Linked DNA regions of Homo sapiens: all the other regions are linked to region 2. The links are chromatin contacts, found by Hi-C or POLR2A ChIA-PET in ENCODE. All regions are on one chromosome and are shown on one strand. Each heading gives the region's core, a stretch centred on a gene start or an enhancer-like site at or near the end of the contact. The rest is flanking DNA. Distances are from core to core; before and after follow the strand shown. Region 1 holds the start of ATF7-NPFF (ATF7-NPFF readthrough). Region 2 holds the start of ZNF740 (zinc finger protein 740). Region 3 holds the start of PRR13 (proline rich 13).

The links. A loop is a pair of places that touch in the nucleus more often than their neighbours do. ChIA-PET counts read pairs that join two places held with the same protein, here RNA polymerase II (POLR2A). Pooled maps may share reads with other maps.
Region 1: a pooled map shows a loop between it and region 2 (14-fold over the local background). The contact joins the promoter of ATF7-NPFF here to the promoter of ZNF740 in region 2. A Hi-C loop is called at or near these places in 1 of 37 single-sample maps with no recorded cell type and 11 of 50 pooled maps. POLR2A ChIA-PET finds 5 or more read pairs at or near these places in 2 of 52 experiments (A673 and activated CD8-positive, alpha-beta T cell).
Region 3: a loop to region 2 is called in a map of dorsolateral prefrontal cortex, with 2.5 times the contacts of the local background. The contact joins the promoter of PRR13 here to the promoter of ZNF740 in region 2. A Hi-C loop is called at or near these places in 6 of 168 maps with a recorded cell type or tissue (B cell, CD4-positive, alpha-beta memory T cell, CD8-positive, alpha-beta T cell and 2 more), 5 of 37 single-sample maps with no recorded cell type and 18 of 50 pooled maps. POLR2A ChIA-PET finds 5 or more read pairs at or near these places in 8 of 52 experiments (CD4-positive, alpha-beta T cell, Caco-2, MCF 10A and 4 more).

What each region holds. Positions count from the first base shown.
Region 1 is chr12:53,624,354-53,627,672 of GRCh38, forward strand. It overlaps ATF7-NPFF (ATF7-NPFF readthrough), which reads right to left and starts at 2,029. Exons shown (of 15, transcript NR_159377.1): 1 at 1,926-2,029. ATF7 (activating transcription factor 7) reads right to left here and starts at 2,029. Exons shown (of 12, transcript NM_006856.3): 1 at 1,926-2,029. RefSeq lists an enhancer at 1,886-1,955.
Region 2 is chr12:53,178,842-53,182,089 of GRCh38, forward strand. ZNF740 (zinc finger protein 740) reads left to right here and starts at 1,881. Exons shown (of 7, transcript NM_001004304.4): 1 at 1,881-1,996; 2 at 2,836-3,151. The coding sequence starts at 3,143. It overlaps CSAD (cysteine sulfinic acid decarboxylase), which reads right to left and starts at 2,084. Exons shown (of 17, transcript NM_001244705.2): 1 at 1,891-2,084; 2 at 261-301. RefSeq lists an enhancer at 1,350-1,908 and silencers at 1,571-1,660, 1,951-2,250, 2,604-2,898.
Region 3 is chr12:53,439,978-53,443,129 of GRCh38, forward strand. It overlaps PRR13 (proline rich 13), which reads left to right and starts at 1,757. Exons shown (of 4, transcript NM_018457.4): 1 at 1,757-1,815; 2 at 2,718-2,756. The coding sequence starts at 2,738. RefSeq lists enhancers at 729-1,494, 1,225-1,314 and a silencer at 1,605-1,754.

The DNA.
Region 1 (3,319 bases), core at 779-3,278, 450 kb after region 2:
CTCTTCATGTAATAGCTTTACTGATATTTCAGACATTATTTCCCTTCTCAAAAGTAAAAGGAGAAGAGAAGGAATGTAAAAGCAAAATCTACGCAAGAGCAAAGAAGTTATTAATTGGCTATATTAGTCCAATTCGTTATTAAATGATACACAACTATCAAACAAAGGGCAAAGCCCTGTCCCTTTTCTGTACAGAATTAAGAACTGGTAAGACTACTTAGCAGAGCTTGCAAACTTTTCTTTAGCTTCTTTTCTTACAGACATGTTACATTTCGCAAGAGCCTCCACTTACCTTACAACTTCCATGTGTAAGTACAAATTGTGTTTGATTTCCCCAGCCCTTGGCCTAAGATATTATGACATAGCTTTAGTTTCTGAGTCTGGACACAAAGGAAAAAACTGAACATTTTTCACTTTCCTGAAATAACATGTCTATTTTATTTACACTATTTAAAAACACATTATGTAAGTTAACTAAAACAAACTGCAACCACCCATTCGACAACTCTTCGAGAATGACTGGGGAAGCCACATTTAACAAAACAAACTTCATTTTAGTATATTTCTGCTTAGAATGCCCATAAAGACTGATATCGCTACAAGAATTACACTACTGCAAAATTTTTAAACACAGGACTCATGTGAGCTTGCTGAGAAAACTCTGCACACCCCCTACACACCTGTACTTAATATGACATGACCCTCAGAGATACTAAAACACCCTCTGTTAAGCAGAAAACAAACTTTTAAAGTTAGGAAAGTAGCAACGCGGGAATCTGGGTAGGAGGTGCCCTGGGTTGTAAACACCCCAGTCAGAGAACATAACAAGCAATTCAGAGCAACATATTAAGTCCCTATGGGGCTCCAACTTGGACTGCTTAAGTCCCAAGACCACATCCTGGTGTCTGGGAAGAGTTTGGGTAATAGAAGAGAGGGAGAAGGAAAATCAGAGAAGCGATGAAAGCGTTCTATTTTTCTCCTTCTCAACCCCCATCCCAGCATCTTGGAGGCTGGTCACCAGTCTGGGTGCCATATCCACCAGAAGCCCTAAATCAATATCCCAACCACCTGATACCTAGGCTAAAGACATGTGTATATCAGCCATCTCCTTCCCAAACACCTCTTATCGCTCTCAAGGCTCATATCCTTCCAGAAGCCATGCCTTATGGCGACTCAGCTCACCCATACTGTCCTCTTAAATTAATTCACTTAATTTTCTCCAAATCCATACTTTCTCTCTGATATCATGTCCCTGATGTTCTTTTAATTAATTCAATCAAAATGCCATGACCCTCATTTCCAATAATCCACCCCATCTATCTTTTCTGCCAAACCCAACGGGGTGTTGTGTCACCAGATCAAGATCTTTGTTCTCATCTACTCATTCCTACCTCCTTCCTATTACCCTTTTCCAATTCCAAGCTCCTAATCCCACTCTTTGGGAAGCCCTGGGTTTCTAACTTAGTTTAGTATCCCTCCTCTTTCTCCCATTCCACCCCATCCCATGATCCTTCCATTAGGCTCCACTAGACTACCCTTCCCTCAGGATTCAATTCCCCTCTCCTTGCCACGCCCTGTGCCCCCCGGGGCTACTTACACCAAGTTCTCCCCACACTTCAAGCCTCTGGCCCCGCCTTCCCCCCAAAGGAAGGAGGCGGGAGTAGGGAGAGAAGGGCGGCGCTCGGCAACGTAAAAGCGATCTCCCATTAGCGCTCATCGCCGCCAATCGAGGCTTCCTTCTCTCCCATTGGTCGGCTTTGGCCTATGCCCCACCCTCTTCCTCAGACAGGGCCCGGCCACCGCCTCAGCGCCCCCGTCCAACACAGACTGGGAGGGGAGACCCCAGCCTGGAACGCTGGGACTGGCCAGAGTTGAAAGGGAGACTCCCGTCAGATCATGGACTAGCTAATGTTAAAAGGACTTACCGGCTGGTAGCTCCGTTGCCTCCCGCCTGCCCGCGCTCGGTCCTACAATCTGTCTCCAGCTCCTCCTTTCCCCCCTTGGCGGAACGGATACTTTCCTCCCGTCCGGCCAGGCGCGCTCAACTCTCGCGAGAAGTCATGGGTCCGCGGGGGAAGGGCGAGATCCGTGGGGGCTGAGTTGGAAAGCGGCCGAGAGGCGGGGGCTCCGGGAAAAGAAGGGGCCGGGCTTACTGTGGGCAGGGCTGGGGAGGGAGACTGAGCGAGTACTGTCCACACAGGTCACACGTGTTCGGCTGCAGAATCTAGCGGGAGAAAGAAAGGAAAAAGGAGAGAGGATCTTTACAGGTGCCTGTAGTGGTGGTTACTACTATCTTTCAGAGTCATCGCTTCCTTAACGGCAAAGTAATTTAAAATACCCTTAGCGCTAGAAATGAAGTCCATGTACGGACAAAGCAATCCACCCGCACAGCAATTCTAACACTACCATTTTACTAGCCCTATTGCCTTGGGTGAAAACCTTCTCTGAGTCTCTGTACAATGGGACTAACAATCTCATTTTATTCAAATAGTTGTAATGATCAAATGAGATACATGAAACTGCTTGGGGATTTTTTAAAATCACTATATTATTCAGCAAATATTTTCACAAAACGTAGGGCATACTACATGCAAAGCATTGTTCTGCAGTCGAATGCTCTATCCCTGAGCTATACCCCCCGTGCAAAGCATTGTTCTAAGCATGGGGTTAAGGAGTTACCAACCCAGGTAGAATTTATATTTGAGTGAGGAAGGGGAGACAGTTAAAAAGCCAATAAACACAAATATTTCAAATAGTGAAAAGCGCTTCAGGATAGTGAGACAGAAGGTGACTAGGAGTGGGGAAGAAGCTTTACTCCTAGTGTTTGAGAGAAGACCTCTTTGAGGAAGTAACACACCAGGAGTTGAATTATGACCTGGGAAGATTTCGGGGGAAATATCAAATGCAAAGTCTATAGTCTTACATTTATATGTCTTGTTCAAGACAAACCAGGAAAAGAAAAAAGAAAAACAAAAAACAGGCTGGGTGCAGTGGCTCACGTCTGTAATCCCAACACTGCTAGGCCGAGGCAAGAGGATCGCCTGAGCCCAGGAATTTGAGACCAGCCTGGGCAACATGGCGAAAACTCAGCTCTACGAAAAAATATAAAATTAGCCGGGCATGGTGGCCTGCACCTGTAGTAGCTATTCGGGGGGCTAAGTGGGAAGATCGCTTGAGCCCAGGAGGTTGAGGTGGCAGTGAGCCCACATCAGGCCACTGCACTCCAGCCTGGACAACAGAGTGAAACCCTGTCTCGATAAATAAATAAAATAAATAATTTTCTTAAAATTTAACGAATTGTAGTTGACTTAAAATATTA
Region 2 (3,248 bases), core at 631-3,130:
CCTTATAAATGCAAAAGGTAACTTTTTTTTCTTTTTTGAGACAGAGTTTCACTCTTATTGCCCAGGAAAGGCACGACTCTCGCCTCACCACAACTCCCGCCTCCCGGGTTCAAGTGATTCTCCTGACTCAGCCTCTCGAGTAGCTGGGATTACAGGCATGTGCCACCACGCCCGGCTAATTTTGTATTTTTAGAAGAGACGCGGTTTCTCCATGTTGGTCAGGCTGGTCTGGAACTCCCGACCTCAGATGATCCGCCCACCTCGGCTTCCCAACGTGCTGGGATTACAGGTGTGAGCCACCCTGCCCGGAGCAAAAAGATAACTATTTAAGGATGTTCATTATTGTATTGTTTATAAAGCAAAAAAATCTGAAACCTAAATGTTCATCAAGATGGGACAAGGCACACACATAAACTGGAATACTGTGCAACAGTTTTTTAAATGTTAGCTGACTCAGATGTCTAAAATACACTGTATGGCGCATTACAGGTGCTCAATAAATACTGGTTGAAAAGATTTTTGTATGAACACAGAAAAAAGCCTAAAAGCATATATACCAAACTGGTAAGAATGATTCCCTTCAGGAGCATGGGATAAGTAGAGGGGGAGAATAACCATTTTGTGTCTTTTATACTTTTGCGTTGTGTCGATTTGTAAAATAAGTAGGAGCTAATTTTCAAAAAAGATTTAAAAGACTTATTCCTGGTGATGTTTCTTTATCTCTCTCTTTCTCCATTTTGTCTCTATTTTAGAATGATCCTAAAACACAAAAAACGTACTTTCAATGGCCCAAATCATGGAGTGGCTCAGGGAAATGAAATCTGTCTACAAAAAAAAAAAAGTTGAGAATCCTTGTCTTTTTTTCATCATACAGTTTTTTTTTTCTTTTGGTATCACCATTACTTCTCCTAAAGTCACGACATAATATCACCTACAGCAGAAATGAGGACTTCAGTGGAATTGACATCTCCTTCCATCAAGCGCATTTGCAGTCCATCTTTAGCAGGACCTCTCTCTAATGGCTAAGGCTAGGCAGAAGAATTTGAAGACAGTCTGGTTTCCATTTTCCTAATGCAGCCTGGCCCAAGAGCCAGGACTCCCATAAGACTAGTCTACTGTGGGAGTCAGGGTCTTTTCCACGTGTGGAGGCTAGTGTTTGATGCTGGACGGCCTGGAGTAAAGGGCGAAGGGGAGAAGGTAACCAACCAGGCTGGCCTCGGGATTCGCAGAGGAGGGCTGGGGCTTTGACTTCTGCAGGGAGGTGAGCAGTGTGGCCAAGGGCTACTCAAGGAACGCCTCTGCGAGAATTCAGACTGTGGTTGAGCGCACAAAGCAAGAGTGTGCGAAGAAAAGTTAACGCCTCTCCCAGCTGACCCCAAAATCTGCTAATCTGGGCCTGACGGAAAAAATTCGGAGAAGAACCACCTCGGCCGAGTTACGTGAAAAGGCTGGGTACGAACTACTCTGGCTCTACTTGGGGCGCCGGCTCAGAGCGATGGGCAGGACGTCCGCGAGGAAGAAAGAGTGACGATGATTTTTCAAGGAGTCTGAACCAGCTCACCCAGCAAACCCTCCTCCCATCGAGCACCCAGCGTACAATCATCGAAGGGCCGAGGGTCCTGCCCTCAGTCTCGATGGCGGCCGGGGCGCGCCCCGGCCACGGCGCACGCGCCGGCCTCAGCGCTCCCTCCTCCATGCCCTCGGCGCACGGCGCCGCCCACTCACCCAGCTGCACCTCTCCGTGCGTCCCCAAGCTCACCCGCTCTGAGGCTGCCCCCGCTAGTCTAGCTGCCGAGCCCGGAAGTGGATGCAGCCGCTCGGCGGAGAGGACGAGGGGGAGGGGGAAGTGCTTCCGGGGAAACGGGCCGGGGTTGGTGTTTGTAAACTTGCCTCGGTCCCGGTGGGGGCAGCCGCGGCGGTGGGGTTGGCAGGGTGTGCTGGGGCCTGGAGGAGGCGCCGCGCGGCCAGGGAGCCAGCGGGAGGCCGCGCCTGGCAGGTAGGAGCAAGCCCCAAAGACCGCAGCGTCGTCCGTACAGACGGCAGCGCTTCAGTAGCTCGCAAGCCGTGGGGTGCCGCGCGGGAAGGGGGAGGGGAGGGGAGGAGGGGCGCGTGGCGAAGGGAGGGGGATCTCCGGGGGAGGGAGGGGAAAGGCCGTGCGCGCACACCGCCCCCTGCCCGCGCGTCCCGCCGCGTCCCCGGCCCGGGAGAGGGCTCTCGGAGGGGACGCGGGCGCGAGCACGCATCTCGCGCGCTTCTCGGCACTCTCCGGCTCTGCTCCCGGTTGGTGCAGCGGGTGCAGAGGCTGGCTGGCCGGAGCGAGGCGGGCGACACGCCGCGCCGGGCTTCGCCTGCCTGTCCTCCACCTCCGCAGCAAGTTTCCCTACCTTCGGGCGGACGGGGAGAACGCACACGTGTGGGCACTGCCAGTCCCGTTTCTGCCCGCCACCGAAGCACCCAGCGATGGCCCTTGAGCTTTCCTCCACCCTAGTCTTGCCGCCTCTGTAAAGTGCGAGCTTTTCGGGCCGGCCCACTGGGCACAAAAGCCCCAAAGGGTCTCCGCCCCCTTCTTCCATTCCTGAGATGGCAAATCCAAGCAACTTTCCTTTTGGCAGAGTTCCTCCATAGGAGGCCCCAATTACTTTTGCTCCTGTTGGCTTCCACTCCTTGCCCAGGAGACCAGTTCCTCCTATTGACCTAGAAAGAAAACTCTTCTTGACTCATGTCCTCGTTCTGAGCTTCACAGAGAGCGCCCAGCAAAAAAAAAATTCATATCGCACGTTGTAATGGCCTGAAGATGTTGCATTTAGCAGCCCCCCTCTTCCTTTCTGGTTTCAGGTTTCTGAAACAGATCGTGAGCTTCATCAAGAGAATTCAACTGGAAAACCAAGACTGGTAGACTCTCTTTTTCTTCAGACAATAGGCAGGAGCCAGGCAGAGTCCAGGGATTCTTGGAACACCTATCTTTTCTTCGGAGGACACTAAGTTCTATTTGAAGACAAAGTTCAATATGGCAACAGGACTGATGGGACACGAAGGAGTCGCTACCGTGATTTGGTGACAGTTCTTCAAAACGACAGTGTCTCAAGGAAAGGTGGACCTAGGAACTCCTGAACTTTTGGGTTGCCTTAAGTGAGAAATCAGCATGGCTCAGGTAAAAAGCTCTAGAGTCCTCCTCCAAGATAACTGGGAAGCCTGTTTGCAGTTTCACTCTTGAATGCTGCCTTAGTCAACATATTGACCAACCCCAG
Region 3 (3,152 bases), core at 507-3,006, 260 kb after region 2:
CATGCTGGGCTTAATACCTAGCTGATGGGTTTATTGGTGCAGCAAAATTTGTGCAGCAAACCAGCATGGCACACATTTAACTATGTAACAAACCTGCACATCATGCACATGTACCCCAGCACTAAAAATAAAAATTAAAAGAAAAAAAGTTTAAAATATTTCAAATGCTTTAGTTTAATATGACATATTTGGCATAAAATTTATTGTCTTAAATTTTTTTGTATCCCACTTTTTTTTTTTTTTTTTTTTGAAACAGAGTCCTGCTCTGTTGCTTAGTCTGGAGTGCAGTGGCATGATCTTGGCTCACTGCACCCTCTCCCTCCCAGGTTCAAGCGATTCTCATGCCTCAGCCTTCCCACTAGCTGGGATTACAGGTATGTGCCACCATGCCTAGCTCACTTTCTTTCTTTCTTTCTTTCTTTTTTTTTTTGAGATGGAGTCTCGCTCTGTTGCCCAGGCTGGAGTGCTATGGCGTGATCTCGGTTCACTGCAACCTCCCGGGTTCAAGCGATTCTCCTGCCTCAGCCTCTCAAGTGGCTGGGATTACAGGCACATGTCACCACGCCCGGCTAATTTTTGTATTTTTAGTAGAAACGGGGTTTTACCATATTGGCCAGGCTGGTCTCGAACTCCTGACCTTGTGATCCGCCTGCCTCGGCCTCCCAAAGTGCTGGGATTACAGGCGTGAGCCACTGCGCCCGGCCACTTGTATTTTTTTTTTTTTTTTAAAGGCTGGGTACGGTGGCTCACGCCTATAATCCCAGCACTTTGGGAGGCCGAGGCGGGCAGATCACGAAGTCAAGAGAGCGAGACCATCCTGGCCAACATGGTGAAATCCCATCTCTACTAAAAAATAGAAAAATTAGCCGCGTCTGTAGTCCCAGCTACTTCGGAGGCTGAGGCAGGATTATCGCTTGAACCCGGGAAGCGGAGGTTGCAGTGAGCCGAGGTCGCACCACTGCACTCCAGCCTCGTGACAGAGCGAGACTCCGTCTCAAAAAAAAAAAAAAAAAAAAAAAGGGAGGCCATTGTAGGGAGGCCATTGTAGCAATTCAGGGGAGAGATGAATCCAGGCGACAGATGATGGGAGGTTTGGAGCAGGGAAGACAGAGAGAAGTGGAGAGATTCCAGATATATTTGAGAGACAAAACTGATAATTTGGGGTAAGGGAGGTGAAGGAGGCAGAGGGATCACGGACGCCCTCCTTGGTTTCTGGTTTAGGCTACTTGACAGATGGCGGAGCTATGCAATTGAGAGAGGGAATCCTGGGAGAGATTATGAAATCTCTGTATCTTCCGCAAGAATGTTTGTTTGCTTCCCTTGCGAGTGTAAGACGGAGCCGGGAACATTGAGGCTTGGGGCTGGGACTCAGCAGCTCTTCTGCCCTTGCCGAGAACTCTGTCTATATCTGTATTACAACACTTACCATAGTGTATTCATTTTACAAGGTATTGCACCCAGTGAACCATGAGGTAAGAGAGCAAGGGAAGAGTTTCTTCTCGGTGTCTCTAGGACTTTGCCCAGCAGCTGGCCCCGCCCCCTCCAGCGCTCTCCGCCTAGCCCCGCCCCCAGGAGATTTCCGGCTTCTCGGTACTGGCCTAGCCGTAAAGGGCTCCGCTCCGCCCCTAGAGCAACCGTTTCCTCCTCAGTCGGACCAGAGTGATTGATTAGTTTGTTGTCTAATCATCAGTCGAGCGGCCACATAATTACCAATTAGGCAGTAGCAGAGGCGGGTGCCGAAGCACGGGGTCTGGGTGACTAGGAAGAGCCGAGACTGCGAAGGAGAACGCAGCAAGCCCAGGCGGCGGTGGAAAGGTGATGGGGTATCTGGATTCCATAGGTTTTTCCTTTTCCCCTTGCTAGGTCAAGAGTCTCTTCGCAGCTTGGGGCTAGGATCTTCATTTGCCTTTTTTCTTTTTTGGAGGAAGGGGGCTGTGTCCACATATTTAAGTATTTGAGGTTCTTGGGCAACTTCCTTCTTACTTCGCCTCGAGGCGTATCCTTTTTTTAGCCTGAGGTGGGGTCCTCCCCAGGGAGAGAGAAAGTTGTTTGAGATCCTTTCTTACTCTGTGCGTGGTTAAAGGCCTCCGTACTCAGTTCCAGGGAAAGGGAGATGAGTGATGGTGGGGCCGAGACTCGCGGGTACTGCCTACTTCCGAAGAGTTAGACGCTTCCACCTGGGTGGAGGGGCCCTGGGAACTAGATTCCTGTGTTAGGAACCAAGTAGGTATTGAGGGCGAAGAAACAAGTGGAAAGAGACATTTCTTTTCTTTTCTTTTCTTTTTGAGACGGTGTCTTGCTCCGTCGCCCAGGCTAGAGTGCAGTGGCGCGGTCTCGGCTCACTGCAACCTCTGCCTCCCGGGTTCAAGCAATTTTCCTGACTCAGCCTCCCGAATAACTGGGATTACAGGTGCCCGCCACCGCGCCCGGCTAATTTTTAGATTTTTAGTAGAGACGGGGTTTCACGATGTTGGCCAGGCTGGTCTCGAACTCTTGACCTCGTGATCCACCCGCCTCGGCCTCCCAAAGTGCTGGGATTACAGGCGTGAGCCACCGCGCCCAGCCAGAAAAGAGACATTTCTTATGTGGAAGTTGTGGTAGTTCTCCAGGTAGGAGAGCCTACTGTGGGGTGGAAGACGTTAGGGCTGGGCTCCGGTGCTAAGTCCACTTCCTACCTCTAGACCGTCATCTTTTTTGCCTCATTTCTTTCTCCTCAGGCTGGAGGACACACCTAAACATGTGGAATCCCAATGCCGGTAGGTGTTTGGGGGTTCTGTTCCACCCCTAACCCTTTTTCTGATGGGCTCTATAACAGGAAGTTTCTGTATCAGCTCCCCTACCCCCGACCTGCTGTACCCGCAAAAGCAAAGTCCTTAGTCTAGAGCTGACCAGTGCTTTTTAATTTAATTTAATTTATTTATTTTTTGAGATGGAGTCTCTGTTGCCCAGGCTCACTGCAACCTCCGCCTCCTGGGTTCAAGCGATTCTCCTGTTTCAGCCTCTGGAGTAGCTGAGATTACAGACGCATGCTATCACGCCCGGCTACTTTTTGTATTTTTAGTAGAGATGGGGGTTTCACAATTTGGCCAGGCTGGTCTCAAACTCATGGCCTCATGAGATCTGTCCACCTCGGCCTCCCAAAGTGCTGGGAT